Regions from separate parts of the Homo sapiens genome. Here region 1 is linked to region 2. A link is a loop called in an ENCODE intact Hi-C map of the cell type or tissue named here. Cell type or tissue: psoas muscle. All regions are shown on one strand. Links, peaks and the distances in the headings refer to the core of each region. The heading gives the core; the rest is flanking DNA.

What was found. A loop is a pair of places that touch in the nucleus more often than their neighbours do. Peaks named below come from ENCODE experiments on the same cell type or tissue, not always from the same donor. Only the 100,000 strongest peaks of a DNase experiment are listed, where the experiment ranks them.
Region 1: it touches region 2 in a loop (6-fold over the local background); 14 of 110 quality-filtered maps call a loop at or near these places.

Annotation. Positions count from the first base shown.
Region 1 is chr3:5,041,374-5,056,986 of GRCh38, reverse strand. No RefSeq gene overlaps it. Among named protein-coding and RNA genes, the nearest start is that of BHLHE40-AS1, 69 kb to the right of the region's middle. RefSeq lists an enhancer at 1,541-1,600. In psoas muscle, for the core only: no CTCF peak of the experiment used is centred there; a DNase peak (open chromatin) is centred at 4,946; H3K27ac peaks cover 2,529 bases.
Region 2 is chr3:4,988,969-5,004,581 of GRCh38, reverse strand. No RefSeq gene overlaps it. Among named protein-coding and RNA genes, the nearest start is that of BHLHE40-AS1, 17 kb to the right of the region's middle. RefSeq lists enhancers at 1,801-2,302, 8,352-9,551, 9,315-10,011, 14,981-15,481. In psoas muscle, for the core only: no CTCF peak of the experiment used is centred there; DNase peaks (open chromatin) are centred at 8,821 and 9,471; H3K27ac peaks cover 5,059 bases.

The DNA.
Region 1 (15,613 bases), core at 3,535-11,534, 54 kb before region 2:
TTAGTCTGGCCACAGTCCCTATTTCTTTTTTTTTCTTTCTTTTTTTTTTTTTTTTTTTTTTTTTTTTGAGACAGAGTCTCACTCTGTTGCCCAGGCTGGAGAGCAGTGGTGCGATCTCAGCTCACTGCAACCTCTGCCTCCTGGGTTCAAGCAATTCTCCTGCCTCAGCTGGGAATATAGGCATGCGCCACCACGCCCAGCTAATTTTTATATTTTTAGTAGAGACGGAGTTTCACCATGTTGGCTAGGCTGGTCTCGAACTCCTGACCTTCAGTGATCCACCCGTCTCTGCCTCCCAAACTGTTGGCATTATAGGCATGAGCCACTGCACCCAGCCAATTTCTTAAGAGAAATGTTTTTGTAGCATTGCCTTTGCTACCCTGAATTGAACCTGATAGATAGTAAAATCTACTGATACACATAATATCTAAAAATAAATATAAAGTCCTGGCTGTCATATGAAGGAGAAATAAATGAAAATAACTTATAGTACAACAACATGTATTTCAGTATGAAAATCTTCAAGCATGACTCTGACCGTACAGGAAGATGGTGAAGTAGTCAGATGTTTGCCATCTACTTTAAATAAGTGCATCTGAATTTCAGAGTAGTGAGACAATATTCAAAAAATACTGCTGACCCTTTTACTTTAAATCTGCTATTTCAAAATAATGGTCAGTTAGGCATACCTAAAGTCTCCATGAATGAAATAGCTGTAAGTGACGACTGGTACAATTGCATGGCACTATCGGCTCAGATTCCAAGGGTGGTGCTGCTGTCAATGACATCATTTTCCAAAATGGCAAACAAGTCATGGTGAAGTCCGAGGGCCTTCCTTCTATTTCCACAGTAGCAGCATTCCTGGGAAGTTTGGTGTTTGTGTTTATATGAAAAAAAAAAGAGTTAGGATCTAGGTTCAGAGAATGAAAAATGTTTTTTACTTGCACAATGTCTGGTAGGACATTACAAATCTTGGGGGATACAAGTCCGTTTTTGCCCCATAAGCCAGTTTCTCACTGGCCCTCAAAGCAAATAGGACATCAGACTTCCCCATCTCCACCGCCACACCCCTACAATCCTGTGACAACCAAAAGTACCCTCACAAGTAAACATCCCCTAAGGATGGTACCACCCTCTTTGAGAAACACTTCCTTGAAGTCATAAGTTGTAGGAGAACTTCAGGTCTTTCAATAGTTCCTTGGGTTACCACAATCCCTACCACATACCCTATCACTCAGCTTGGAATCAAAGGGTTAGCAGCAGGCGAGTGGAGTGGACTGTGAAGACTTGCAGATACCTCCAGGAAAGAAAAAAACAACTGCCCCTTTGAGCTATAGGCTGAGCCTCAGGCACCCGGTGAAACTCCAGCTCCAAAGAGCACACAGTGCTAAGGAAATAGGTTGTAAAAGGAAGAAACTAGGCAAAGAGATGAGTGGGACGGAGAGGCCCTGCAGGACACAACAGGGTATGTAAGAACAGGAAGGTGAGCTGTAGCCACAGAAGAGGAAGGGGTATAGAGCAGGGTTCCACTCCCAAGACAAGGCCCCAGTTATAGAAGAATCACAGTCTCAGGATACTTCCAGAAATTCACAGACAAAGAGATGGGTGGAGGAGACAGTGAGCACTCGTTAAGAACTTAAGTTTTGGGACAAGGCATGGTGGCTCATGCCCTATAGTTCCAGCACTTTGAAAGGCCAAGGTGGGAGGATTGCTTGAGCCCAGGAGTTTGAGACTAGCCTGAGCAACATGGCAAGACCCTGTCTCTATAAAAAATAAAATAAAACATATTTTAAAATTTTATAAAGAACTTGGGCTATGGGATCAGATGGGATCAGAGAGGTTCAAATTCTAGCTCCACCACTGACGAGAAGTGTGACCTTGGTTGGGCCCATTGTACTTTTTTTGAGGCAAAGTCTTTCTCTGTCACCCAGGCTGGATTGCAGTGGTGCAATCTCAGCTCACTGTAGCCTCCACCTTCCAGGTTCACTAGATTCTCCTGCCTCAGCCTCCTGAGTAGCTGGGATTATAGGCGCCCACCACCACGCCTGACTAATTTTTTTTTCTATTTTTAGTAGAGACAGGGTTTCACCATGTTGGCCAGGCTGGTCTCAAACTCCTGACCTCAAGTGATCTGCCCACCTTGGCCTTCCAAAGTGCTGGGATTATGGGCATAAGCCACTGTGCCCAGCCAGGCCCGTTGTTTAACCTCTCTTTGACTCAGCTTCCTCATCTATAAAATGGGCACAAATAACAGCCCATATTGAGTACAGTTGTTGCGAAATTTTAGTGAGATCACAGGGAAAGTGCTTAGCATGGGTGACCTGTAAGCCGCTCAGGGGCAGGGTCCTCTCCAGCTTTGCTCACCTTTGTACCCGTAAGTACTTGACACCAAGTCACACAATCAACTTTAGTTGAATGAACTGATGAAGAAGGGACCTATGGCAAGTAGCCGTTCTCACTACTATGAACGAAAACAAGAGGGGGAGCCTGTTACTGGAGCTGAGGTAGGAAGAGGGGACTTGGTTTTTTTACTGGGACACAAGATCACAGGCAGTGCTAGTTGCAAGAAGAGGAAGTCAGATCACCAGAGTAACTGAACCAAGGCTTCTGAAATCTCTGAGCAAGGAAGCACTGGGATCAGCACGTGGGAGTGCAGCTGAGCCCCTGGGAGAAAGCCACGCAGCCCCAGCAATGGTTAGAAGAGACCAAAGGAGACAGAGTGCTCCCGGGCACCAGAAATCCCTGGGAGGAGGGCTCAGGAGCACTCCCATGGGAGCACTCCATTGACATGAAAACCTGCGGCCCCATGACAGGTAGGGCAGGCCTGCTTCCTCCCCTCTAAGAATTGGACAAATAAGAATTAAAGAGAAGCAGGATGGGTGCCATGGCTCACACCTGTAATCCCAGCACTTTGGGAGGCTGAGGTGGGTGGATTACTTGAGGTCAGGAGTTCGAGACCAGCCTGACCAACTTGATGAAACCCCGTCTCTACTAAAAATACAAAAATCAGCTGGGCGTCGTGGCACACGCCTGTAATTCCAGCTACACGGGCAGAGTTGCTTGAACCAAGGAGGAGGTTGCAGTGAGCTGAGATTGAGCCACTGCACTCCAGCTGGGCAATAGAGTGAGACTCTGTCTCAAAAAAAAAAAAAAAAAAGAATTAAAGAGGAGACACACAAAGTGAGAGGAAATTAGGCCAGCCTTGGCTCCTGGCCACCTCTGCAGCCCCACACCACATCACTCTCCCCTTTGCGTTCAGAGCTTCAGCCACACTGGCCATTTCCTTATTTCTCAAAAATGCTAAGCTTCCCCACCCACGTCCCCACCACACATTCTTTGCCTGGCTAATTTCTGCTCACCCTTCAGGTCTTGGCTCAAATATCATTTCCTCGGAGAAGTTGTCCATGAACCCCCAGACTAGGCGGGGTGGCCTTCACTCACTCTTATACTGCTCTGTTGGAGGTGCCTCCTTCTTGGCATCTCTCACTGTGGTTGTTGGGGTAATAATTTGTTCAGTGTCCATCTCTTCCCCTAGTCTGTACATTCTTGAGGGCAGGCACTATGTCAAATCCATGACCCCATATCCTCAGGGGTGTAGCTCTGTGCCTGGCACAGGGTTAGCCCTCAGTGAGTGTTAATAGAAAGGAACATGGATGGGAAGGGAGAAGGAGCCCACAACTTCACAGCAGGGTTTACTGGGTTTGTCCTAAAAGATAATCAGATCCATAAACAAGCTCCACTCTTAAGAAAACCAGGCCACCAACATTCCTGACTGAATATTCATTTTGCAGCAATTTCTCACCCTATTTCAGGGCCTAGCTCACAGAAAAGATTTATGTTGTCCTCTCCTCTAAGATGCGAATGGCTGTGGTAGCAACTACTTTGATTTATTTTCTCCTCCTCCGTGCCATCCAGCAGGATGTCATGAGCCATGTCGGGCACAGGTCTGACTATTTTTTTCCATCTGTTTGATCTTGCTGGTGAGAAAATACATTTGGTACTAAATCCAAGGCAGAAATGGAAGCCAAAAAACAAGATTCCTCCCTACCTCCTGTGTTCCAGACCACCTCACCCTCACCAACACCACCACCACCACCACGCAAAACCCTGCTGAGCTAAAATCTACCAAATAAGATAGCTGAGTACCGTTTTCTGGTTCATGGGCAAGAAACCATAGTTTGTTTCTAGAGATTATTTCATTCTTTTTCCTTCCACATCATCATTCATGGGAAGTTCAGATTCTTTTAGGTGCTTAGAGAGAGAATGGTTGGCTCTAGAAAGCTAGCTGTTCTTGAAGGTACAGAAATGGCAGTAGGGCCTATTTGAGTTTGCCAGCACTTTACTTGCAATAACTAATGATCACTTCCAATTTTTTTTTTATCCTAACCATTAGGCCACATATCAACTTCCAGTCATTGAGCCGTCACTCTGAGCCAAGAACTATATACACGATTCTACCTAATCCTACTCCCAACAACTCTATGGAACAGATAATTTTATTGTCTCCATTTTACAGATGAGAAAAACTGAGGCCTAACTTGAGTAACTTCCCAGACCGACAGGATCAGCAAGAGGTAACAGTAAGAGTCAAACTTAGGTCTCTCTGCTTAGAGACCTTTGTCTGATCTCTAAGCACCACATTTTGTTACAACAATAATTGCTACTAATAGGGTATTTTGATGGTTGAATTAGTTAATTAATGTAGTGACAATAGCAACAACACTATTGAGAATAATTACAGCAGTGTTTAATGACTGTTAGCTGCTGCTGTTATTATTGTTGTCATTATTTTATTACCCCTGACTAAGAAATACCATCTAAGAAGGGAGAAAGAGCCATTCCTCTAACAACTCTTTCTCTTTGGCCTCTGTCCAGGGTTTGATCACAGAGGCAGCTGCCTCTGTGACTTGGGCACCTGTCTACTGAGGTGGCCACAGCCCAATTGCTCGGTTCTCCCTGGGTCAAGGATGTACCATCACATGGGCCCCAAACAAACACCCAAGTGGGATTTGAAATGCAGCCGTGAAGGTGACAAACCCCAGCTTCTATTACTGGTTCTTAGAACAAGGCTGTTTCCCCACATTGAGTCCTGCTATGATTCATACAAAATGAGAGCTGAGTGACAAGTTGAAGTCTTTCTTTTTTTAAATATACCGACCTGAAGAGACCTTGGGAAAATGGATGGGGCATTTTTAATAGCAGAAGACTACTTTAGAAAACCCAAAGCTATTTCAGAGAGAGGGAAAAATAATTCATATACATCTATATCTGAAAACCAGCTTATAATATCAAACATAATCTTCCCCTGTCCTGACTTTTTAAACGTGTTAATTCTCTGTTATAAAGAAGCTGGCTCTCCACGTGGAAGGCCACACAGGCACGGGGAATACTGGGATCAGCAGCATAAACTAAGCGAGGCAATTCATGGGGGAGGCTATTCATGGACAGAGGCAGCTCTGGGTGTGAGGCTACTCAGATTCAGGTTCAAATCCCGGCTCCACCATTTACCACCTGTGTCACTTGGGGCAAATCTTTTTAATTTCTCTGAATTGTTATGAGAGAGTCATATCACATCCACCTGGTAGATGTTTCATGGGGACCTGAAAATATAGTTGAGTTCTTTAGGTGAGCAGAGGAAGTAGGGCACAGTAGTTACGAGCTTTATGCTTGCAACCAGACCTCAGATAAAATCCCAACTCTGCCGTCTCCTTACGGCTTTGGACACATTGCTGTCATGAGCTTTGGTTTACTGATCCGTGGGAAAATCACCTACCTCTGAGGGTGGGAGTAAGAACTATGTGTGATGATGTAAGTAATGTGCTTAACCCAGTGCCTGGTACTTAGGAGGGCCTTGAGAAACGGTAAAGCCACCTAGTAGGTATGGGCAGGACCCGCGTCAGGGCTTCTTTGCTTTTGGTGTTTTGTCTTCTTTGTTTGTTATGAAATAGAGATGGGGTTTCATTGTGTTATCCAGGCTGGTCTCAAACTCCTAGGCTCGAGCAATCCTCCCACCTCAGCCTCCCGAAGTGCTGGAATTATCGGCATGAGCTGTGGCGCCAACCTGGGCTTCTTTATGACCTGGCCAGAGGTCTGAAATCAAGTGCCCAGTCTGGCATTGGGCAGCAAGTCACTCTATGCAGACTGAGGGATTCAACTTGGAGGTCAGCTCAGCCATTGGTGGGCACTTCCTCTTCCGCCCCGGAGCCTCCTGAGAGATGCTTGCCACATTTCCTCACCCCACCCCACCAACTGCATCCTTAGATGTGGGCTCTGACATTTGCCAGTGCATCTATCAGCAAAGGCTGAGGAAGGGGTTGAATTTTATTTATTTATTTTTGAGACAGAGTCTCACTTTGTTGCCAAGCCTGGAGTGCAGTGGCGCCACCTTGGCTCACTGCAACCTCAACCTCCTGGGTTCAAGCAATTCTCCTGCCTCAGCCTCTCCGGTAGCTGGGATTACAGGTGTGCACCACCACACCTGGCTAATTTTTTGTATTTTTAGTAGAGACAGGATTTCACCATGTTGTCCAGGCTGGTCTCGAACTCCTGATCTCAAGTGATCCACCTGACTCGGCCTCCCAAAGTGCTGGGATTACAAGTATGAGCCACCGCACCCAGCCGGGAGGGGTTGAATTTTAAATTGATGCAAATTTTTCTTATGGAGATGAGGCTAATAAGAAAATTGGTGGGGAGAGAATCACAGAGGATTTTTGCCTCGACCCTGGAATAATACAGAGTTGCTTCAGAGACAACTTGCCTGCATTCCTTTTAAAGGTAAATTTAGTCCTGGATAAAGTTGCAGATTAACACACCTGCTCTTTTTTCCTCCCACAAAGTGGGCACTGTCCCTTGTTATAAAGGGATCTTTGGCTGACGTCAGTAAGGGAATTCAGTGATCAGCCAATATGATCATGGAAATTCTATTTATACCGGGGCTAATCCTTGATTAACTGAAACTGGGGATTCACCTCCTCCTTTGCCTTCCCCAAAGGATTTTTAAAAATTGATTCTGACGTTCCATTCTGTAATTGTAGTTGCGGCACAGACAGGCCAAGAGCAGCAAGCAGGACTTTGGAGTCAGATAGATCTCTGTGTGTCTTATGCCTCATTTTTTATCTGTGAAACAGGACAAGGACCTACTTCATAAGTTTATATGATGATTCGGTGAGCTCAGACGTGTGGCAGAACGGCTTTCCCTCTTGTCTCCCCACACTCACCAGGGATAGCAGATACTGCTAGTTTCCTAGCCAACTGCAATTCCACATGCCTACTGTATTAAAAAGAGAATTCCAGTCTGGTTTACTCTCCTTTCAGTGACCATGTCCTTTATTTTGTAGGGTTACCCTCCTAGGCAGTTCTAGGAAATGAATCTTTTCTCATTTAAGCCAGTCCGCAGGTCTTAATGCTGTTAAGTGGGTAGTTTAAACAAGGGCACGTGATACAATTCTGGCCAATGAGACAAGAAAATTGGTTGGGAAGCCTCTGGAAAGGTTTTCACTGTTTTAAAAAAAGAAAACAAGGGGCTGAGCATGGTGGCTCATGCCTGTAATCCCAGCACTTTGGGAGGCCAAGGCAGGTGGATTGCTTGAGCCCAGGAGTTTGAGACCAGCCTGAACAACATAGGGAGACTCTGTCTCTACAAAAAAAAAAAAAAAAAAAAAAAATGGCTGGGGGTGGTGGTGCGAGCCTGTAGTCCCAGCTACTCAGGAGGCTGAGGCAGGAGGATCACTTGAGCCTGGGAGGTCAAGGCTGCAGTGAGCCGAGATTGCACCACTGCACTCCAGCCTGGGCTACAGAACCAGATCCTGTCTCAAAAAAAAAGAATGAAAGGAAGAAAAGAGAACAATATAGATATGTTTCCCTTTCTATCCCTGGATGTTGTCATCTTGTTAGCAGTAGTGAATTCATATGGGTCTGCAGCAACTTGATTCTTGCCTCCTCGGAGGAAAGAATTCGACCAAGGGGCATAAGGCAGAGGAAGAGACTGAGGCAAGTTTTAAAGCAGGAATGAACGTTTATTAAAAAGTACTAGACCAGGAACAAAAGAAAGTAAAGTACACTTGGAAGAGGACCAAATGGGCAACTTGAGAGATCCAAGTACCTGCTCTTCTGACCCTTGACTTGGAGTTTTATACATTGGCATGGCTCTGGGGTTTGCATTTCTTCTCCCTTGATTTTTCCTTAGGGTGGGCTGTCCACATGCTCAGGGACCTGCCAGAACTTGGGAGGGGCTGCATGCACAGTCTGTTTACTGAAGTTATGCACATGCTCATTTGAGGTATTTTTCCCTTACCAGTCAAGTGTTTCTAGATGAAGGTCATATACCAGTTAAACTTTGCCATTTTGCTTCTCAGTGTGCATGCTTGAGCCCACTTGCCCAACTCCTGAGATCTTATCAGGAAGCTGCTGATCATCAGCTTCAGGTGTTTTCTGTCTATTGAGAGACTACTTTTCCCTGGCACCAGCTCTGACCAATTATTATTTTAGAGATGGTTTAACAATCACCTGATGAACACCTGATGGTTGCCTTACATTCCTGGGGCAGGGGCCTCTCCTGCCCTGCTCATGTCTGCCTAGCTATCTACCCTAACAGTCTCTACATGACACATGAAAGAAGGCAGCCACTTCAGACCATGAAGAGAGCCATCCTATGAGGTTAGGGCAACAAATTGAGACTGGGAGGGCAGAAAACAGAAGGAACCTGGGTGATTGATGATATCATTAGGCCAGTGAATGAACCAAGCTGGCAAATGTCCAATATAAGATAATAAATATCCTCATTGTTTTAGCCACTTCCAGACAGATGTTTTGTTACTTGCAGTCAAAGGCACCCTCATAGGGGTTATCAGGAAGGTTTGCAAATATTTGCATTCTCTCTTTTTGGGCACACGGGAGGTGTATTAGTCTGTTCTGTTCTCACACTGCTAATAAAGAGACTGGGTAATTTACAAAGGAAAGCGGTTTAATTGGCTCACAGTTCAGCATGGCTTGGGAGGCCTCAGGAAACTTACAATTATGGCAGAAGGGGAAGCAAACATGCCCTTCTTCACATGACAGCAGCAAGGAGAAGTGCTGATCAAAGGGGAAAAGCCACTTATGAAACCATTAGATCTTATAAGAACTCACTTACTATAATGAGAACAGCATGAGGGTAACTGCCTCCATGATTCAATTACCTCCTGCCGGGTGCCTCCCATGACACATAGGGATTATGGAAACTGCAACTCAAGATGAGATTTGGGTGGGGACACAGCCAATCAGTAGCATTACACTTCCCTGTCTCCTTTGAAGTAAGGTGCAAGTATTTGGCTTGCTTTGGCCAATAAAATGTGAGTGGAAGTGGTGTGTGTCTTTCCATGCCCTCTTTTCCTATCTAAGCCATCAAGGGTGTGTAGATGAAAACTCTATCAACTTGGATTCCCCAGGGACTATAATAAATAGAGGCCTCTGAAGCCAGCATTATATATATAGTGTGAATAAGAAATGAACTTGGATGTGTTAAGCCAATGAAATTGGAAGTTGTTACTGTAGCAAAACCTAGCTTCTCCTGAATGATACACACCTTAGCAAATATATTTAAATAAGGGGACAGAGACTCTGGAAAAGAAGGAGATGGGAGGTATAGGAGATTTATCAACAGAAGGCAAATCTTTGCTGTGAAAGTCTGACTGATTCCTTCCTAGATAATTTACTCTGTTTTTTAAAAAATAAAAGAGTTTCTTTTTTTTTTTTTTTTTACATAGAGTTAGGTGTCTCGCTCTGTTGCTCAGGTTGGTCTCAAACTCCTGGCCTTAAGTGATCCTCCCACTTTGGCATCCCAAAATGCTGGGATTACAGGTGTGAGCCACTCTGCCTGGCTGTTAATTCACTCTAAAACTAGACTACAGTACAGAATTATTATCCCCTCCCCAAATTGCCTTTAAGATTCAAGCCCCAGGTTGGGAACAGTGACTCATGCCTGTAATCCCAGCACTTTAGGAGGCCAGGGCAGGTGGATTGCTTGAGCCCAGGAGTTCGAGACCAGCCTGGGCAACATGGCAAAACCCTGTCCTGTCTCTACAAAAAAATTCAAAAATTAGCTGGGCATGGTGGCGTACCCTTTAGTCCCGGCTACTTGGGAGGCTTAGGTGGGAGGATCACTTGAGCCTGGGAGGTTGAGGTTACAGTGATCTGTAATCACACCACAGTACTCCAGCCTGAGTGACAGAGTGAGACTCCATCTCAAAAAAAAAGAAAAAAAAAAGTAACTTAAAATTAAAAAAAAAAAAAAGATTCAGGCCCCATCTAGTAGAACTAGACAGAGAAGCCACTCTAGAGATTAAATGAAAGAAAAGGCTAGACCCTATATGAAAGGAGGGGGGTAACGAAATTGAATAGACTGGCTAGGTGCAGTAGCTCACGGCTATAATCCCAGCACTTTGGGAGGCCGAGGCAGGCGGATCACCTGAGTTCGAGACTAGCGTGGCCAACATGGCGAAACCCCATCTCTACTAAAAATACAAAAATTAGCCAGACTCAGTGGTGTGCGCCTGTAATCCCAGCTATTTGGGAGGCTAAGACACGAGAATCCCTTGAACCCTGGAATCGGAGGTTGCAGTGAGCCGAGATCGCACCACTGCACTCCAGCCTGGGCAACAGAGCAAGACTCCATCTCAAAAAAAAAAGAAATTGAATAGACTGAGGGGAGCATGGGATATGAAGAGAAGAAAAGGAAAGATTCAAGCAACAGAGAGAGGTCACATTGGACTCCTAGAGTGCTGAGACCCAAGGCCTTGCACACACTGAAATGGCTGGAAATGAATCGACTAGAGTAGAGAAGTCACTCCTGAATTCCTTAGCCCTGCTTTAGAATTAGCCACTGAAACCCAGAGTAAACAACTCTTCTAGTTCTGATCGTGTAACTTGGCTAACAGTAAGTCCATTTACTTATGGATAGTATATTCATTTCCTAGGGCTGCCATAACTAAATACCACAGACTAGGTGGTTTAAACAACAAACATGTATTTTCTTGGAGCCTGGAGGCTAGAAATCTAAGATCAAAGTATCAGCAGGGTGGGTTTCCTCTGAGGCCTCTGTCCTCAGCTAGGGCTTCCCTCTGTGTGTGTCTGTATCCTAATCTCCTCTTTTTATAAAGACACTAGTCATCTTGGATTAGACCCACACATAAAACCTCATCTTACCTTAATTAATTCTTTAAAGGTTGTATCTCCAAATACAGACACATTCTGGAGTACTGGGAATTAGGACTTCGACATATGAATTTGAGATTGGAGGGACATAATTCAGCCCATAACAGAGTCTTCCTTTTCATGATAAGGGTAATAGTCCTAAGATTATATATGTGAAGGGCCTGGGCCTCAGTAGTTCCAATAAAAGGGAAGTAATACTGTTTCATTGTTAACCCACTATGGGATCATAAATTCCCTGAGGCTGGGGATTATGTTTGTGTACTTCTTTGTGACCTGCAGGGCCCAACATTGTATCATATAGTCGGCACTCAAAAAATGCAGCACTCACACTCTGGATGTTGTAGGAAAAAAATTACAGTGCTGTGGTTAAGAGCATGGCCTTTAAATTCAAGCACACTCAAGCTCAAATTCTTTTTTTTTTTTTTTTTTTTTGAGACAAAGTCACTCACTCTGTCACCCAGGCTGGAGTGCAGTGGTGCAATCTCGGCTCACCACAACCTCTGCCTCCCAGGTTCAAGTGATTCTCCTGCCTCAGCCTCCCAGGTAGCTGGGATTACAGGCATGCGCCACCATGCCCGGCTAATTTTGTATTTTTAATAGCGAGGGGGTTTCTCCATGTTGGTCAGGCTGGTCTCAAACTTCCAACCTCAGGTGATCTGCCCACCTCGGCTTCCCAAAGTGCTGGGATTACAGGCGTGAGCCACCGCACCTGGCCAGTAACTTGAGTTTTTAATATCTACCTCTATTCATTTCCTATTGCCACTACAACAAATTACCACGAACTTAATGGCTTAAAACAAGGCAAATTTATTATTTTACAGTTCTGGAGGTCAGATGAAATTAGTCTCACTGGTCCAAAATCAATATGTCTGCAGGTCCGTGTTCCTTCTGGAGGAGAATCCATGTTCTTGCTACCAGAGGCCACCTGTATTCCTTGGCCCATGGGCCCCTCTCATCTTGAAATTCAGCAACGATTGCATTGCTCCAACCTCTGCTTCTGTCATCACATCTCCTTCTCTGCCTCTGACTCTCCTCCCTCCCTCTTTCACTTACAAGAACCCTTGTGATTACCTTGGGACCATCCAGGATAATCTCCCCTTCTCAAGGCCAGATGATTAACAACACTCATTCCATCTGTAAGCTTAATTCCTCTTTGCCATATAACCTAACATATCCACAAGTGCTAGGGAATAAGATATGGACATCATTCCAGGGGATCATTATTTTACCTATTATACTACCTCTCAGAATTGTTGTGAAGGCCAAATGAAATAAACTATGCAAAGGTAAGGGGTGATTATTCAGCACAGTGCATAATCAATAATTATAGCTACTATTTCTGAGTTACATAATGTTCTTTACTTCCTAAGAATTCATTCTGTGAAATTACTCCTTGAAGGTTGGTATCATTTAGAACATTATAGGCCTGCGAAAATGAGAGTTACTTTGAAATTCAGACAGAATTTGTCTTTGTGTACTGATGTCTGGAATCGTAGCATCTTCAAGCAAACAGATGTTATGGATCATCAAAGCCAGCTCTCTAATTTTACCAAAGAGTTAACTGGGGCCTGGAGATGTCTATAAATGGCAGATCAAAAACTAAAACTTAGATTTGCTGTATGACACATATATTCAATGGCTAATCACGAGGCATTATTTCAATACTTATCTTCTACCTTTTTCCTCCCCGTAATCCAGAAAGACTGGAATCTGCATGATGTTCAATTCTGTCAATAAAATCATAATTTCTTGCATTTTACGTAGCTTTGCTTTTCCAGTGAAGTCAAAGACCCTTATGAAGAACCTTCTCCTGGAAACGGGGTGCCTGGTTGTTCATGCATAGTGACCATTTGTTTTGTGGTCTGATCAGCAATATTTTCTTTGAGCTCCATCCCTCATCCTATTTCATATTAATATATTCAGTTCGTTACCCCCAACCTTCACCCAAAGGTGGCCACATGACCCATTGACCAATCAGAGACTTCCCTGGGATTTTTACTACAGCTATTAAAAATATTTCTTTTTTTCCTCAGATTGTAACATAGGGGCCACCAGCAGCCATCTCATTTATTGTATAGAATTAGAGAAGCATGATTAAATCATCTGTTCCCCTCAAAAGACCAAATATCTAGGGATTCTTATTTATAAGAACCCAAATAAATCTTTCTGTTCTTATTGCTTAAACTGGTTTCATTTGAATGCCTCCAATTTGTATGTCAGAGTCCCCACTAATGCAACTGATATCAATTAAAGTAAAAATGTAATCTTTAATAGAAAACAGCTTCTAAACTTGAAGATTCCAGTTTTTTATAAGTGATTCATGAAACAATACTGAAAGAATATAGGAAATCATTTATTTTTAAAACTTTTTTTAAACTTTAAGTGTGGTAATCCTTAGCAAACTAAAGAACTGGTTTTGTTTTGTTTTTTTTGTTTATTTGTTTGTTGAGATGGAGTCTTGCTCTGTTGTACAGGCTGGAGCACAGTGGTGCAATCTCGGCTCACTGCAATCTCCACCTCCTGGGTTCAAGTGATTCTCCTGCCTCAGCCTCCTGAGTAGCTGGATTACAGGTGCCGCCACCAGGCCCGGCAGTTTTTTTTTTTTTTTTTTCCAAGTAGAGATGAGGTTTCACTATGTTGGCTGGGCTGGTCTCAAACTACTTCCCTTAGGTGATCTGCCTGCCTTGGCCTCCCAAAGTGCTGGGATTACAGGCGTGAGCCACCGCACCCAGCCAAGAACTGTATTTTGATGTGAATGAAGCCTCTTAAATTGTATGACCTGGCCATATGAATATCCAATCAATTACTTTAAAAATATTTACTTTGCATGTACTCTAAAAACATTTACTCTGCAAAAATATTTATATGCCAAGCACAGCTAGGAGCAGGACAACAATCAAGACTCATTTTCTTTCTTCTTTTTACACAAGTCATTTATGCTCACTGTGGCAATTTAGAAAATACAGCCATGCAAAAAGAAAACTAAAATAATTTCTAGTCCAGTTACTTAGAGAGCTGTTATGACTATGCTGAGGTGCACTGACCCAGACACTTTTCCCTGTACATGTCATGATAAAAGCTATCACTTACTGTGCGCCTCATTCATGCCAAGAATTAGGTTCAATGCTTCATGTGGATGATTTAATTTGACCTCACGATAGTTCTATGAAGCAGTGACTCTTCATCATCCTAATGTTATGGCTTGAGAAGCTGAGATAAGTCAAAGTGAAGGAACTTGTACAAGATCACACAGCTAGTAAATAGTGGTGCTGGGACCGAATAAGGGTAATCCCACTTTTATTATTTTAATGCAAAAAATAGGATTGTACTCTTTCGTATCTGCTTTTTTTGTTCAAAAATGTATCCTGAGGATTGTTCCATGAAATAAACCTACCACTTTGTTGTTAAGCACTACAGTGAACACCAAGTCACTCAACCAAGTGCTCACTTTGGACGTTTAGGTCAGTTCTAATTTTCCCACAACTGTGATGCCCACAGTCCAGGATAGGCCTAGGAAAAGGGGAGAGTATTACGTCAAGGGAACACCTTGTGGGACAAAAGATTCTGAACAGGCCATGTACAGTGGCTCATGCCTGTAATCCCAGCACTTTGGGAGGCCGAGGCAGGTAGATCACCTGAGGTCAGGAGTTCGAGACCAGCCTTGGCCAACATGGCAAAACCCTGTCTCTACTAAGAATACAAAAATTAGCTGGGCATGGTGGGGCGTGTCTGTAATCCTGTAATCCTAGCTACTAGGGGGCCTGAGGCAGGAGGATTGCTTGAACCTGGGAGGCAAAGGTTGCAGTGAGCCGAAATCGTGCCACTGCACTCCAATCTGGGCAACAGAGCAAGACTCGGTCTCAAAAAAAAAAAAAAAAAAAAGAATCTGAACATCTGGGGCAGCCTGAGCCCCAGATCTTCCTCTGACACAGCCTACCCAAATGAAAAGGAACCAGAAAGACAATTCTTTCAAACCAGACAATTCTTTCAAATCAGAAAGACAAAACAAGGTTCTTAAACACTCCCCAAAAAATCACACAAGCTCCTCAGCAATGGATCCAAATTAAGAAGAAATCCATGAATCGCCAAAAAAAGAATTCAGAAGGTCGATTATTTAGCTAATCAAGGAGGCACCAGAGAAAAGTCAAGTCCAATTTAAGAAAATAAAAAAAATGATACAAGATATGAGGGGAGAAATCTTCAGTGAAATAGATAGCATAAATAAAAAACAACCATTCCCTAACCCCTGGCTAGGAGCTTCATCACCTGGGCTAACCACTTGGGGCACCAGCAGTATAGAGAGAGGTCACCCCACTACTCTACCCAGTACATTATACTATCTATATTTGTTCACATCTGTTGCTTTCTAAAGTTCGAGGCATTTCTTATTCATGTTGGAATCCCCAGTGCCGAGCACTGTGCC
Region 2 (15,613 bases), core at 4,892-12,891:
TGAGCAAACTGGGTTTTATTTTGTTTGGTTTGGTTTGGTAGAGATGGGGTCTTGCTATGTTGCCCAGGCTGCTCTCGAACTCCTGGGGTCAAGCAATCCTCCCACCTCGGCCTCCCAAAGTGCTGAGATTACAGGCGTGAGTCACTGTGCCCAGCCTGAGCAAGTCATTTAGTCCTTCACCTGTGAGGTGGGATAATACCTATGTGCTCTCACAGGGCTGTCAGTGAACATTAAATATGATAAGAATAATATCAGTTAGCATTGAGAGTCTACTCTGGGCCAGGTATGTGCCACTTGCCCTACACACTTTAACTCACTTTCTCCTCATAACAACAATGTGGGGGAGTATTGTGATCAGAGCCAGCTTCATGGGCATGTGGCCTATGCAGTCACAGAGGGCCACCCCACACTTAGAAGGGCCCCACGTTTGGTTTAATTCTCCATCATTGCTCTCTTGAAATTCTTTTTTTTTTTTTTTTTTGAGATAGAGTTTTGCTCTTGTTGCCCAGGCTGGAGTGCAATGGCATGATCTCAACTCACCACAACCTCCACCTCCTGGGTTCAAAGCGATTCTCCTACCTCAGCCTCCCGAGTAGCCGAGATTACAGGCATGCGCCACCATGCCCAGCTAATTTTGTATTTTTAGTAGAAATGGGTTTTTTCCATGTTGGCAGGCTGGTCTCAAACTCCCAACCTCAGGTAATCCACCTGCCTCAGCCTCCCAAAGTCCTGGGATTACAGGTGTGAGCCACTGAGCCCGGCCGAAATTCTTAATAATTTTCTTTTTTTTTTTTTTTTTTTTTTGAGACGGAGTCTCACTCTGTTGCCCAGGCTGGAATGAAGTGGCACTATCTTGGCTCCTGCAACCTCCATCTCCCGGGTTCAAGCGATTCTCCTGCCCTAGCCTCCCAAGTAGCTGGGACTACAGGTGCATGCCACCATGCCCGGCTAATTTTTGTATTTTTAGTAGAGACGGGGTTTCACCATGTTGGCCAGGCTAGTCTCAAACTCCTGACCTTGTGATCCACCCGCCTCGGCCTCCCAAAGTGCTGGGATTACAGGCGTAAGCCACCGTGCCTAGCCCGAAATTCTTAATTTTTAAAACAAGGGCCCTGCATTTTCATTTGCGCTGGGTCCCACAAATTACATAACTGGTCCTGATTACTGCATTAGCATCTACTCTTGGCCAGGTGCTGTTTAAGGCACTGTAGAGACAGGAGTGAACAAAAGAGAATTCCCTACGCTTGTGGAATTTACTTTGCATTACTTCCCAGATGAGGAAACTAAGGTTCAGAGAAGGTAAGTTACCTGCTCAAAGTCACGCAGTAAGTGGGTGTCCAAGTTCCAACTCAGAGCTCTTAACCATGATACAATTCCCCTCTTCTGACTGAGGCTGTAAAGTATTTAATACGACTTCAAGCAAAGAAATAGCAAATAGCGTTCTACATGCTTTAAATGGGTTAACTCATTTAATCACAACTGCCCCATTTTAGAGATGAGAACATGGAGGCTCAGAGAGGTTAGGTACCTTGCCCAGAGTCACACTGCTGTGAAGAAGCAGAGCGGAGACTGGGAACCCAGGTGTCTTGCTCAGAACTACGTTCCTAGCCACACCAGCATGTTGCCTTCTGAAGGAATCATTCAGAAAATGGTGGCTTTTGCAATTCGTTTTAATCCCCGTCATTTTCATTTTTGTCATTTTTGTCTTGTGTCTGGAGCCCCCACGCACAAGGCCTGACCCGAATTAATATGTACGCGATAAAAGGATTAACAAATGAATGAGCAGACTGAGGCATAAACCTGTGTGGTAACGGCTACAGTTGCCCCCACCACCACTACCACAACCACCCAAAATCTGACATGACTTATCACCAGGGCCTGACACCCAGCTTCTCTGTCTTGCCTTAAGCCAGTGATGAAATCTGTCATCGCTCAGGATGTAGAAAACAGGGTCGCGTCTTCCAGTAAACAGGCCAGGGCTGGAAGGTAGGGGGTGGGGAGGGGTGCCGTGTGGAGGAGTCGTTCACAGCGATTGTTATCAATGAGTAACAAGCTTTCCTTTTCCTCCCGAGGTGATGACAGGGCTCGTGACAGGGCTTGTAGATGTCTCCCTCCCCTAAAGGCTGTCACTCTTTAGAGGGTCTCATCCTCCATGCTTGGGCTGACTTGGGGAATTTATCAGTCAGGCAGGCCTTAAGTGCCAGGTGATTTCTGGGGCTCTGGGAGAGACCCTTGGACAGAATAGCACCTCCCATTATCCTCACTGATGTCTGACACCCCTATTCATTCATTCATTAGTCAACGAATCGTTATTGCGTGCCTACTATGTGTCAGACACTCTTCTAGGAACTGAAGATATAGCAGAGAATGAAACAGATAAAAATCTCTTGCCTCAGGGAGCTCATATTCCAGTCCAAGGCACTTCCACTGGGAATTCTTTTGATTACATGGTAGACATTGGGAACTTTATCTTGCTGAGCATTGGATATGTTTGTACTCTTCTAAAAGCCATTGAACTTTGTCTAGGACACAGTTAAGGTTCTTTTTAATTGTTTCAGATGGGAGGGTAAATCTGGTACCTGTTACTCTATTTGGCCAGAATCCAAAGTTCCCTTCCACAGGTTTTTTTTTCTTATAAGAAAGTCTTTAGGCCTGGGAGAGGCAAGACTTGAAATATCATCTGTTACTTATACCTTTTTGTGAATGAGTTTATAACAGCCGTTTTGAGGCACTGTGGTAATAGGTAACAGGAAATGAAGACCTGGACCTGGAAGACACCGAAATAATATCTACGGATTAGGAAATTAAATATTCACATAGCCATTATTTCATTTGAATTCATCTCATTCTTGGAAATAGTCAAGCAAGAAAAGTGCTTCAATTTCCATTTTATGGCTGAGGAAAGTGAAGCTTGGAGAGCTTCACTGGCTCAAAGCCACACAGCTAATTAACACCCAGAGGCACTGACCTTTTTAGAGATAGGGGGTCTCACTTTGTCACCCAAGCTGCATGTGCAGTGGCATGATCATGGCTCACTGCAGCCTTGACATCCTGGGCTCACTTGATCCTCCCACCTCAGCCTCCCAAAGTACTGGGATTACAGGTGTGAAGCACCACGCCCCACAGAGCCTACTGACATTTACCCTAGAGTGTGTTCTAACACATCTTGGGGCAGGGATCACCATATGGAGAGAGCAGAGGGCACCTATGATTCCAAATACTTGTGCTGACTTTGTTGTTTGGCACACCGCTGCACTTGCCCCTTCTGCTTTGGGCCTGTCTGAGGAAAAGCATCAGCTTCCTGGGGACACAAGTCAGTACTGCTTGTTCATGTGCCCTGAGCAGCAGCTACAGGTTAGGAAGACACACAGGCACAATCTGAAGAGACTGCGAATTCCACGAGGGCAGGGACTGCATCTATTTGGGTCCCCACTGGGACCTCAGCACCTAAAACAGTACCTGAGCCCTAGTAAGTTATCAAGGAATATTTGCTGAGCAACGATAACAACAAAACACATGAATAAATGAATCTGAGGGGTAAGCTGACGAAAAGGAATACCTACCTCAGTTGCTTCAGCTATAAAATGGGAGACAATAATCTTTGCCTTTTAATGTTATTTTGATTTCACTGAAGGCAGGGGTTTTTGTCTGTTTTATTTATGCCTTCCTATATCCCCAGCTTCTAAAACAGGGCCTGTCACATAGTAGGTACTTAATACATGTTTGCTGGATAAACAGATGCAAGCAAAACATCTAGGTTTTTGTGAACATGTGTGTCTAAAAAGGACCTAACATAGTACTGTGGTTAAGGGCAAGGAACTTGAAGTCAGGCCTGGGTTGGACTCCTGGCTCTGACACTTACTAGCTGTGTGACCTTGAGAAGGTCTCTGAGCCTCTGTTTCCCTGGGGCATATAATAAGGAGAGTCATCATCTCTATACTAGGGTATCCTGAGGATTAAACAAGGTCATGTATATAAAGTGCTTAGCATAATTCCAGCAGCAAATAAAATGCTCCAAACTTATTAAAGTTCTAATGTGTCTAGGGGCAGGGTGCAGCAGCTCACACCTGTGATCCCAACACTTTGGAAGGCTGAGGCAGGAGGATTGCTTGAGCCCAGGAATTTGAGATCACCCTGGCCAATATAGTGAGACCTCATCTCTTTTTAATAAAGAAAGAAATTTTTATATAAAAAATAATACGTCTAGGAGTGAGGATGCATTTTTATGGGGCATTTTTCTCCCTTAAGGACTTTTATCCCTAGGACTCCCCAAAAGATCCCAGAATTTGTTCTCCTAAAAGATGAAGATGTATGGAAAATAAATACCAATCAAATCTCCCATTGGCAACTAAGATCCCCCTTGAGCCTGCAGGCAGTGCTCCATCCTACCCTGCACCTGCCTGAACTTGATGCAGCCAGATTCACTGGGGGGGCATGAAGCTCTGCTCAGCTGCCCTGGTCTTCGGCAGCCCTTTCAAGTTGGGATGTGTCTTTTCTTGTCTTGTGGTTGGCCTGGCCTCAAAGCTAACATGCAGCCCGTCCCTGCCCCAGGGTGAAATGGGTGCTCTCAAGATCTTCAGTGGAGATAGTAAAATCTAGCCCTCCAGCAAAAGCAGGTAAAGAGCATTCTCCTAGCTTTGTCATCTGCCCCGAGGCCTGTCCACCTGCATCCTTGGCTCTGTTCCAAGCCTGGATCTTGGCCAACTCAGATCCCAGACTTTTGGTCCCTCTGGCCTCAACTCTTTGGGCCTGTGGATGCCATAAGCACGTGTCAATTTTTGCCTTGGAAACTTGGTCATTATCAAGGGAAGATTCTGTGGCTTTGCAAAGAACACCCCACGAGGCTGACCTTCCTGTGGACTGCAGGGGATGAGGGGAGAGCAGTTTAGGAGAGTGATTAGACAGGCCTTTGACACCCTAACACAGAGAGGGCAGGAAGATTCAAAGATAAGTAGGCAGGGTGTGGAGCACAGAGAAAGCTCTCAGTTCACGAAAGCAATTATTATGTTGATTTGAGTATATGGATATTCCAGAACTAAATGTGCATATCTTTTTTCACATTCAAAAGTCCCACACAGATTTAAGGCTCACGGCATCCTACTTCCTTGGAGAATTTTCTGGAGCTTAAATTTCTCCAGGCTTCACAACCCTGTAGCTCTCTCCGGTGAAAGCTCTCCTGAAATATATGTGTATGTGTAGTCCTGTAGCTAGCAGATGTGCTTTCATTCATTCATTCAATCATTTGAAGATAGGCAATACAGTCTAAGGTCAGGAACGCACTTGAGGCCAGAAGGCTGGAGGTCCCTCTGACATTTACTAGCTGTGTGAGCTCAGAGAAGTTACTCAGCTGTAGCCCTCTCATCTCTAAAATGGGCATGACAGGCTGGAGGCAGTGGCTCATGCCTATAATCCCAGCACTTTGGGAGGGCGAGATGAGATGATCACTTGAGCCCAGGAGTTTGAGACCAGTCCTGGTAACATACTGAATCCTGTCTCTACAAAAAATAGAAAATAAAAAATTAGCCAGGCAGTTCCAGCCACTCGGGAGGCTGAGGTGAGAGGATTGCTTGAGCCCAGGAATTTGAGGCTGCAGTGAGCTATGATCATGCCACTGCACTCCAGCCTGGGTGACAGAGTGAGACCCTGTCTCAATCAATCAATCAGTCAGGCATAATAGTGCCAACCTTACAAGGCTGGGTGAGGGTTACCTCAGTGAATACCCACGAATCACTTAAAATAGTGCCTGGCACATAGTGACCACTCAGTAACTAAGATATTGTTCTTATTCTTTTTCAGCAAACATATCTTAAGCACCTAACTTATGCCTGACATTGTGTGTATAGTGATTTCTGGGCTTATAGAGATAAAAGGTTGTGTTTGCCTTCCTGAATTCACACTTCAGGCTCTGCACAAACCTTTGATAATTTCTCTTCTTTTTTTGTAGGGAAATGTTCACTGATGAATTCATGAATGAAGGATGATTACTTTTTCCCCTGATCAGGGCTTGGGCTGCTGTTTCACGTGTACCATCTTAAGGACTGTGACACCCAAAAAAGGCTCTGCCACTTAGATACAAAGGCATTTCTCCTCCTCTGAGCCTCAGTTTCCTCAACTGTAAGACTAGGGTGGGGGAGATTTAATTCCTGACTTGCAGGGTTTGCAAAGTGAAACAAATGCCGCCAGGCTCACAGAGGCATGGTGAAGACTCAGGCGCCTCCGGTACTATAAAGAGTGAAGATGGCCTTCGGCTCCATGAAGGGTTTCCTAAGAGGGCAGGGACAGCTCCTTGGTCCCTGACACAATAGCACACACTAGGGCCAAGAGCAGGGTCTCATCACCTCACTCACAAACAGTGGCTGAGGTTGACACGGGGGATCCCTGTGTGAATCAGAACTCCTAGGACTCTAGGTGACAGAAACTCCTCTCCAACTAGCCTAGGGGAAACTGATAAATGCAGGGTGAAGAATGTGCGGGTAGGGTATCTCCAGTAAGCCCAGGGGAAACGCGGAGATGCAGCAGGGCCAGGGCAGCCAAGGGGCTCGCTCGCACTCTCTCTCTCTCTCTCTCCCTCTCCCCTCCCACCTTCCTTCCCTCCCTCCCTCCCTCTCTCTCTCTCTCTCCTTCCCTCTTGTCTTCTCTGGGCAGCCTGTCAGCTCCATTCCCTCAAGTCAGCCCCCTCTATGTAGCAGCAAACATAGCCACCAAGAGAGAAACTGCATTTTCTTCCTTAGCTCCTGACCAAAAAATCCAGGGAAAGATTCTGATTGGCCCAGCTTAGGTCACGTGTTAACCCCCACCCATCCCCAGACCTATTAATTATGGAGTGGTGGGGCGGGTGGAGATGTACAGCATCGAAATTGTATCTGGGGCCGGGCGCAGTGGCTCAAGCCTGTAATCCCAGCACTTTGGGAGGCCGGGGCAGGCGGATCACGAGTTCAGGAGATCGAGACCAGCCTGGCTAACACTGTGAAACCCCGTCTCTACTTAAAAAAAAAAAAAAAAAATTAGCCTGGCGTGGTGGCGGGCGCCTGTAGTCCCAGCTACTCGGGAGGCTGAGGCAGGAGAATGGCGTGAACCCGGGAGGCGGAGCTTGCAGTGAGCCGAGATCGCGCCACCGCCCTCCAGCCTGGGGGACAGAGTGAGACTCTGTCTCAAAAAAAAAAAAAAAAAAAAAACAACGAGAAATTGTATCTGGGGTCCCACTAGACTTCGAGACCCCCCATGAGGGAAGCCACCACTTTAGCCCTTCAGAATGTCTGACATTGTCCACTTCACACACTTAGCACTTCCATTGTGCACTGGCCCGAATGAATGTCATTTCCCCAACTAGACTATAAGTTCCATAAGATCCACAACTGTGTCCAATGCTATTTTCATTCTTTTCTCTTCCTTCGCACCGGCTCACCACACAGGAGACAGCAACACAGAGCACACTGCTAGTCATATGGTCACAGAATGTCCCAGATAAGGGAAGAGATCGAAGAACTAAGGCACAGAGACAGACGGCCATTTTCCCAAAGTCACACACCTCAAACGAGGCTCTAGGTCGCCTGCGTACCCTGCTAGCTTCTCCTCTGTCTTAAGGTTAAAGGCTCCACTTCTACCCCTACAGGGAAGCCCCTGCATAGCTCTAGTCACTTCCTGCCTCCCCAGGCTTATCTGGTACACTCTACACACCTTCGAGGTAGTTATTTTTATTGCTATTTTAATAGTCGCCTGAGGTGCCCACACTGATCTGCTTCCCTGTCAGTCTGGATGAAGGAATTTTTGACTCTGCATTTCAGCCAGGGTGGCCTCTTTTCTCAAACCCGCCTCCCCTGCCCTCACTTCCAGGGCTTTTGCATGTGCAGTTTCCTCTGCTGGAAAACTGAGTTTGTCTGCTACGGCTACCTTGACAAAAGACCACAGCTGGGGTGGGTTAAACAACAGAAATGTGTGATCTCAAGTTCTGGAAGCTAAAAATTCAAAATCAAGGTGTCAGCAGATTTGGTTCCTTGGAGGCCGTGAGGGAGCGTCAGTTCTAGGCTTCTCTCCTAGCTCCTGGTGTCGGCTCACTATCTTCGGCATTCCATGGCTTGTAAGCAGCCAGCATCCCCCTGATGTCTGCTTTCATCTTCACGTGACATTCTTCCTGTGCGCATGTCTGTCTCTGTGTCCAAATTTCCCCTTTTGATAAGAATACCAGTCAAGATTAGGGCCTACCCTAATGACCTCATGTTAACTTGATTATCTCTGTAAAAAACCCTATTTCCAAATAAGGTCACTATCTAGGTACTTGGGGTCAGGACCCCCATCTCAACCAGACAACTCCCACTTACCCGTCTATTTCAGGCAAACCTTCCCTGAACACCCCAGACCACTCCAGGCACTGTTGTCTGCTCTTCTGTGCTCTTCTTGCATATTGATACTGGATTGTTGGTATCTATCTGTGTAATTATCAGGTTGCTATCTGTGTCCCTCTCAGACTATCGGCTTCAGGAAACAGGAGCATGACTCTTCTGTGCACTATTGTAGCCCCAAAGCCCAGTACCTGGCATGTAAAGGTACCAATAACTATCTGTGCCCTGAATGAATGAATTATTGAGAGGTTAATCTTTGCTAATTGCAAAAATGAATAGGAAGTTCTAAGTAAGGGCTTCAGCAGCAGTGAGGTCAATGTTTCCTCCGGAGAGAGTGAATTTACTGCGGGATCCGTGAGGGCCAAAGCCCTGCCCTCACGCACCCTCACCACCCTTTGACTAATGGTCATTGCCTCTTCCTCCCTCCCACCCAGTCACACTAGGGAGAATCCACATCAGCCTGGCCATGCAGGGGAGGCCTCACGAAGCCCTGGGAAGCCAGAGGTGAGTCAGAAGGGATGGTAAGGCGAATAGCTCTGAAACCGGAACCCTGGCATAGAGCTGGGGGCAGGAAGGTTCACCGAAGGTAATGGTGCTTGCTTTAAAATTCAAGGGGCCCAAGGGAGCATCATCTTTCAGGAAGGCACCACTAGTTGATAAGAGGCCAAGTGTGCCTCAAGCTCCAGGTACCTGAGGTTGCTGCGCTAGCATGGCCTGTGAAAGATGCCAAAGGTGGACTTTATTTTATAACTCCTCTTCTTATCCTCCTCCCCATGACTGGGCACAACCGTAAGGGCCATAAGAACTTACCCTCTGTGGCCTCTACTTTTGCTTATATGAGCAGGGGGAGGTGGAGCGAGACCAGGTGGGCACCTTGAGGGACCCTCATTTGGCTGAACTGCAGCAACTCAACCTGCCCCAAAGGAATTCCAGCCCCCTTGCTTCCTAGGGACCCTTGGGAATACCTCGTAGGCAGCCGAATCCCAAAGGGAAAAATGAAGGTCTCCCCAAACCCAGCCCAGGACAAGGGCCAAGCTGGAAAAAATGACTTGGAGGCCAGTCACCACGTTTTTCCCCAGTGAAAGGCTGACTCATTGCAACAGGCCTGGGCTGGCTGGGACTTGAGCCGGTGGCTTGGAACATGCTGGGACAGTGAGCGCCTTGTCTGAAAGGCAGACTGTGAGAAGCCACGGGTCAGGGGAGCTGAGGCCACTGCCCTAAGAAACACCCCTCACACAGCCACGTGAGCCCCAGGGGAAGCAGGGGCCAGGTGGGTGTCCATGCTGCCTCCCACTCAGACTCTGGAGAGCTAGCGTCACCTTGCTGGATAAGGTCTAGAGAGGCTCTAAGCCCCAGGGCAATTAAGCCCTAAGGTCCTGAGACATGAGCATTTTGATCCTTCCTCCCCATACGAAGTGCAAACTGAAAACACAAAGCTTAAAATAAATTTAGAGAAACCCCAATAAGCCCTTGATTTTAATCATAAGATGATCTCCATGTTTTTCTTTGAAATATCAAAAAGAAATTATTTTCCAATTTTGGGGAGATGGAAGGAAGCTGGGGCTGCTTTCCCAGTGTTTTCAGCACACACTAGGTCTACCTAATGGGTAATTCAGCAGTGTGCACAGAGTGGGAAGCTTATCTCTGACCCTCTTCCCTCCTCATGCCTCTGTCCATTTTGACATCCTGGGCTCTTTCAGCAAGGACTTTTGAGTCATATGTTGAGTTAAATCCTGTCTGTGCCATCTGCTTGCTGTGTGACCTTGGGTGAGTCACTTAATCTCACTGAGTCTCAATTTCTGTAAATGTAAAAATGGAGATTGCACCAGATAATGTATGCATAGTGCCTAGTACAGTACTTAGCACACAGTCTGATATATATATATATATCAGAGAGATCTCATACACACAGACATATATATATGTGTGTGTGTATATATATGTGTGTGTGTGTGTGTGTGTGTATGAGATCTCTTTCAGCTTTTCCCTCTACAAAGCATCTTTCAGGAAATAATGTTATGTCAGTTACTTACACTTTAGAGTGAATATGTTCCTATAAATGTCATTCTTTCTTTTCATTTATTTTTTTATTTTCTTTTATTTTTAAATTAAATTAAAGTTTTATTTTGAGATGGGGCCTCACTCTGTCACCTTGGCTGGAGTACAGTGGCGTGGTCATGGCTCACTGCAGGCTAAGATCCTCCCACCTTAGCCTCCTGAGTAGCTGGGACTACAGGTCCGTATCACCATGACTGGCTAATGTTTTAATTTTTATTTGTAGAGACAGAGTTTTTGCTATGTTGCCCAGGCTCCTTTCATTCATTTAATCAGCAAATGCTTGAGCACCTACCACATACCTGACTGTAGCTAGATGCTGTATATTCTACATAAGGATTTCTTTTCATCCTCACGGCAATCTCTACAAGATCACTAATATCCCCATTTGATGGATAAGGAAACAGATTCAGGAAGGTGAAAGAACTTTCCCAAGGTCACACAGCAGAGTCTAGATTCACTTGTTCATTCAGGAAACACTGACTGAATTTCAGCTTTGTTTCAAGCTAGGCACTGGGAGCGCTGCAGTGAATGAGTTAGAGCCCCCATCCCAGGACCCTCACAGCCTATTGAGTGTCTTTGCACCTGTTTTGAAACTTTTGTCATCTCTCTAATTGTTAAGGTCCTTGTTAAAAGCTCCTATGTGCATGTGGGTAGGGAGAGCTTTCTCTAGATCTTCCACTCACCCTTTGAAGGGAGTTGCCTTCTTCCCAGGGTGTAGGGCTGGCCCTGCCCAGGGCTGAGCTGGCAAAACCAAAAAAGCATCCTGCCTCTCCTTTCCACATCATCCCCTGGGACTGCTGGATACAGATGTCCATGACAACCTTGAACTCCATTCTTGTCCCCCACTCCACTTATTCTGTTGCACTTCATGATCTATATTACAGAAATACCATGTTCATTGTAAAATAAAAAAAAAAGAAAATATAGAAAAGCAAAAATTCTTAAAGGAACAATAACCAATAATTCTAAATCCTGCTAAGGTGGTTAAAATTTTATTGTATTGCCTGCCAGACCTTTTTCCTCTGTAACTATAATACAATTACTAAAAAATAATAACAATAACACTAATTTTAGCTAACCCTGACATGGAGCTTTCTCTGTGCTAGACACTGTTCTAAGCATCTTAGACATTGAAACTCATTTAATCCTCACAACTCAGTAGGCCAATTACTATTGTCCTCATTTTACAGTTGTTCAAAGTGAGGCAGAGAGAACATTTAGAAGCACACATATTATTCTTTTTCAAAAATGGGATAAGTCTGAACATACTATTTTGTGGCCTACTTTTCCTCCCTTTACAACAAATAAACAATAATCAATTTACTTTCCTAACATAATTTTTCATGACTATTTAGCATTCCAGCACTTGCACATACTGTAAGTTACTCAACCAGTCTCCTTCTCAGCCATCTTTCTGATTTCCTTATTCTCTCCTTCCCTCTGTCCCTCCCTTCTTTCCTCCTTGTTTGTTTTACCTATGAATGGCACAGGACGTCCAATCTTGTAGCTTAGTCTTTGAAAACCTGTTTAATAACTTCTTGGCTGTGCATGGTGGCTCGGGCCTATAATCCCAGCACTTTGGGAGGCCAAGACAAGAGGATTGCTTGAGGTCAGGAGCTGGAGACCAGCCTGGTCAACATAGCAAAACCCTGTCTCTATTTTTTATTTAAAAATTAATTAATTTTAAAAATCGTATTTAGGATAACTCCTAGAAGTGGAATCATTTGGTCTCAAGATATACATATTCTAAGCTTTCCGACATCTCTTGCAAATGCCTCCAAGACAGGCAACAACGTTGGGTTCTAAAGGAGTATGACCTGTGTCCCACGGAATGATACCCATCAGAATGACAGATGCTCATGACATTGACCCAGCAATTCCATGTGGGAGTTTACCCCATAAATACTGTTATACGCTTGCAAAATGACCTGTGTATAAAATTACTCATTGCAACCCTGCTGGTGATAGCAAAAGATAAAAAATAATCCAGATGTTCATAATAGGGAACTAGTCAAGTAAATTATAGGACATCTATACAATGAGATACGCACAGTTGTGAAAAAGAATTAAAAGCCTTTCTATGTATTCACGTGGACAGCTCCTCAAGACATACTAAGTGCAGAAGAGTGTGAACAGCATGCTATTTTTGTGTGGAAAAAGGGGACAAATGACAGCCCACATCCATATTTATATGCACATGCCTAAATAAACTCTATTTTAAAAAACATTATTATTATTTTTTGAGACAGGATCTCACTCTGTCACCCAGGCTGGAGTGCAGTAGCAACGATCATGGCTCACTGCAACCTAGGCTCAAACTATCCTCCCACCTCAGCCTCCTGAGTAGCTGGGGTTACAGGCATGCACCACCACACCCTCGTAAGTTTTTAATCGTTTGTGGAGATGGGATCTTGCCATGTTGCCCAGACTGGTCTTGAACTCTTGGGCTCAAGTGATCCTCCCACCTTGGCCTTCCAAAGTGCTGAGAATACAGGTATGAACCAACATGCCTGGCCAATAAACTCTAAAGTAGTTAAAATAGTGCCTACTTGCCTGCTTGTGGGTGAGTTTGGTGAAGGCATAGAGACCAGGATGATGGATAGGGACAGGGAACAATTTCTTTTTTCAGATCACTTTTTTTTTTTTTTCTTTTTTGAGACGGAGTCTTGCTCTCACCCAGGCTGGAGTGTAATGGCGCGATCTCGGCTCACTGCAACCTCCTCCTCTCGGGTTCAACTGATTCTCCTGCCTCAGCCTCCCGAGTAGCTGGGACTACAGGCGCCCACCACCATGCCTGGCTAATTGTTGTATTTTTAGTAGAGACTGGGTTTCACCATATTGGCCAGGCTGGTCTCAAACTCCTGACCTTGTGATCTGTCCTCCTTGGCCTCCCAAAGTGCTGGGATCACAGGCATGAGCCACCGCACCCGGCCTCTGATCACTTTTTATATTTTTTAATTTTGAAAACAATCTATATTCTTATTTAGAGAACTAGTCTAAAAAATTGCCTTTTTATACTGTTAAATATTTTTAGGTATGATAATATTATAGTAATTTTATAACACTTATCTTTTAGAGATATATACTAAATATTTTAGAAATATTTACAAATGAAATTATATGATATCTGGATTTGCTTCAAAATAATACATGAGCAGGGGAAGTGGATGGGTATATATTACAGATGAAACTGACTTGGGCATGAATTAATGACTAATGAAGCTGGGAGACTGATAAGTGGAGGGTTCATTATGCTATTCTATCTACTTAAAAGAAAATTTATTGAGGTGAAATCTACATATAATTAACCATTTTAAAGTGAATAAGTCTATGCCATGTATTACATTCACAATGCTATGCAACCCCCCATGCCTAGTTCCAAAATATTTCTATCACTCCAAAGTGAAATCCCTGTACCCGTTTTATTCCCATTGTCTCCCTCCCTCATCCCTTGGCAACCATCAGTCTGTATTGTGTCTCTATGGATTTATTTATTCTGTATATTTCATATGAGTGGAACCGTGTAACGTGACTTTTTGCCAGCCTTCTTTCACTTAGCATAATGTTTTTGAGATTCATCCGTGTTGTAGCATATACCAGTACTTTATTAATTTTTTGCGGCTCTATAATACCTCATTGTATGTATACACCACAATTTGTTTATCCATTTATCTGTTGATTGACATTTAGGTTGTTTCCACCTTTTGACTCTTGTGAACAGTGCTATGAACACATGTGTCCATATATTTGTTTGCGTTCCTGTTTTCAATTCTTTTGGGTATATAACTCTTAGAAATGGCATTGGGTAATATGGTAATTCTATATTTAACTTTTTGAGGAAATGCCGAACTTTTTTCTATGGTAGTTTCATCATTTCACATTCCCACTGGCAATATACAAAAGCTTCAGACTTCTCCACATCCTCGACAACCTTTGTTATTTTCCATTGTTTTGTTGTTATTATTATTAATATCATACCCATCCTAGAGGGTGTGAAGTGGTATCTCACTGTGGTTTTGATTTGCATTTCCCTGATGACTAATGACATTGAACATATTTTTATGCACTTGTTGGCCATTTGTATATCTTCTTTGGAGAAACATCTATTGTTGTTTCTACTTTTGAATATGTTTTAAATTCTCCACAGTAAAAGAGATATAAAATATTAGATATTTTATTTAAAACTTTAAGAAACAGTTGTTTTGTTTTGTTTTTTTTTTTTCCATCTGAGAAGAGAGTGGTTTTTCCCTCCTTCTTCTCCTGCTTGGATTCCCCTGAGACCCTTGCCTAGTTCCCACCCCCACATCCCCATCCATAATTCGGTTTCAAAAAAACATATTTGCTCTTCCAACAAATAAGCACAAGTTTATTCCCTTTTGCCTCCTCAAAGGTGGGTGTGGGCGTGGGAGAACAGGGCCAGGACTTAGGGTGAGCAGAGGCTGGTTGCCCTACTTCCTTTGGTCCCAGCCTGAGGCTGGCACCCCTACCCAGCAGCCTTGTGACACCCTCATGTCCCACCTCCACATCTTTGCTGAGAATCCCCAGGGAAGGGAGGGCCCCATCTATAGTGGAAGAAACCTTCTGGGCCCAAATCCAGCCACATCACAAGACTGGATGGCCCAGCCGCGAGACGAGCATGTCAGTGGCTTCCATGGCCAATGGGAGAGGCTTCACCCGGCTCATGTTCTGCTGTGGTTGTCGGGCCAAACAGATGGCTGGGGATAAACAGGGGGTGGTGCTGGGTGGGGTGTGTGTTGGGGTGGCTTTGAATGGCCTCAGCCTCCCTCTGGATCCTAGGGAAAGAGGCCAGTGAGGTGAAGGCAGTGCTTGAGGAAGGGGCTGTCATTGGTGGCCTTCAAAACTTGTTTGTGATGTCTTTTCAGCAATAAAACTCTTGTTCAAACAAACGATTACAGTGGTAAGACACGAAAAGGAAGCTGTTCCTGCTGATGAAGGGTGAGAAACCTGGAGCCTTCCCTCCCTCCACGCCACGTGGCAGACACCTCAGGGAATGCTGGGTCTCAGGAGAACATGCCGATCCCGTTAACACACAGTCTTCATATGAAACCATGTGGGAACTCAACACATGCTGTCTCCTCTCTAACCTGAGATCCTGGCCCTGTTCCACAAAGCGAGGCAGCCTCTTATATACCCCTCACAAACCAAGTACTGGGGTGGTGGCCAAAGGGGAGAGACAGGCTAGGGTGTGGGTGGGC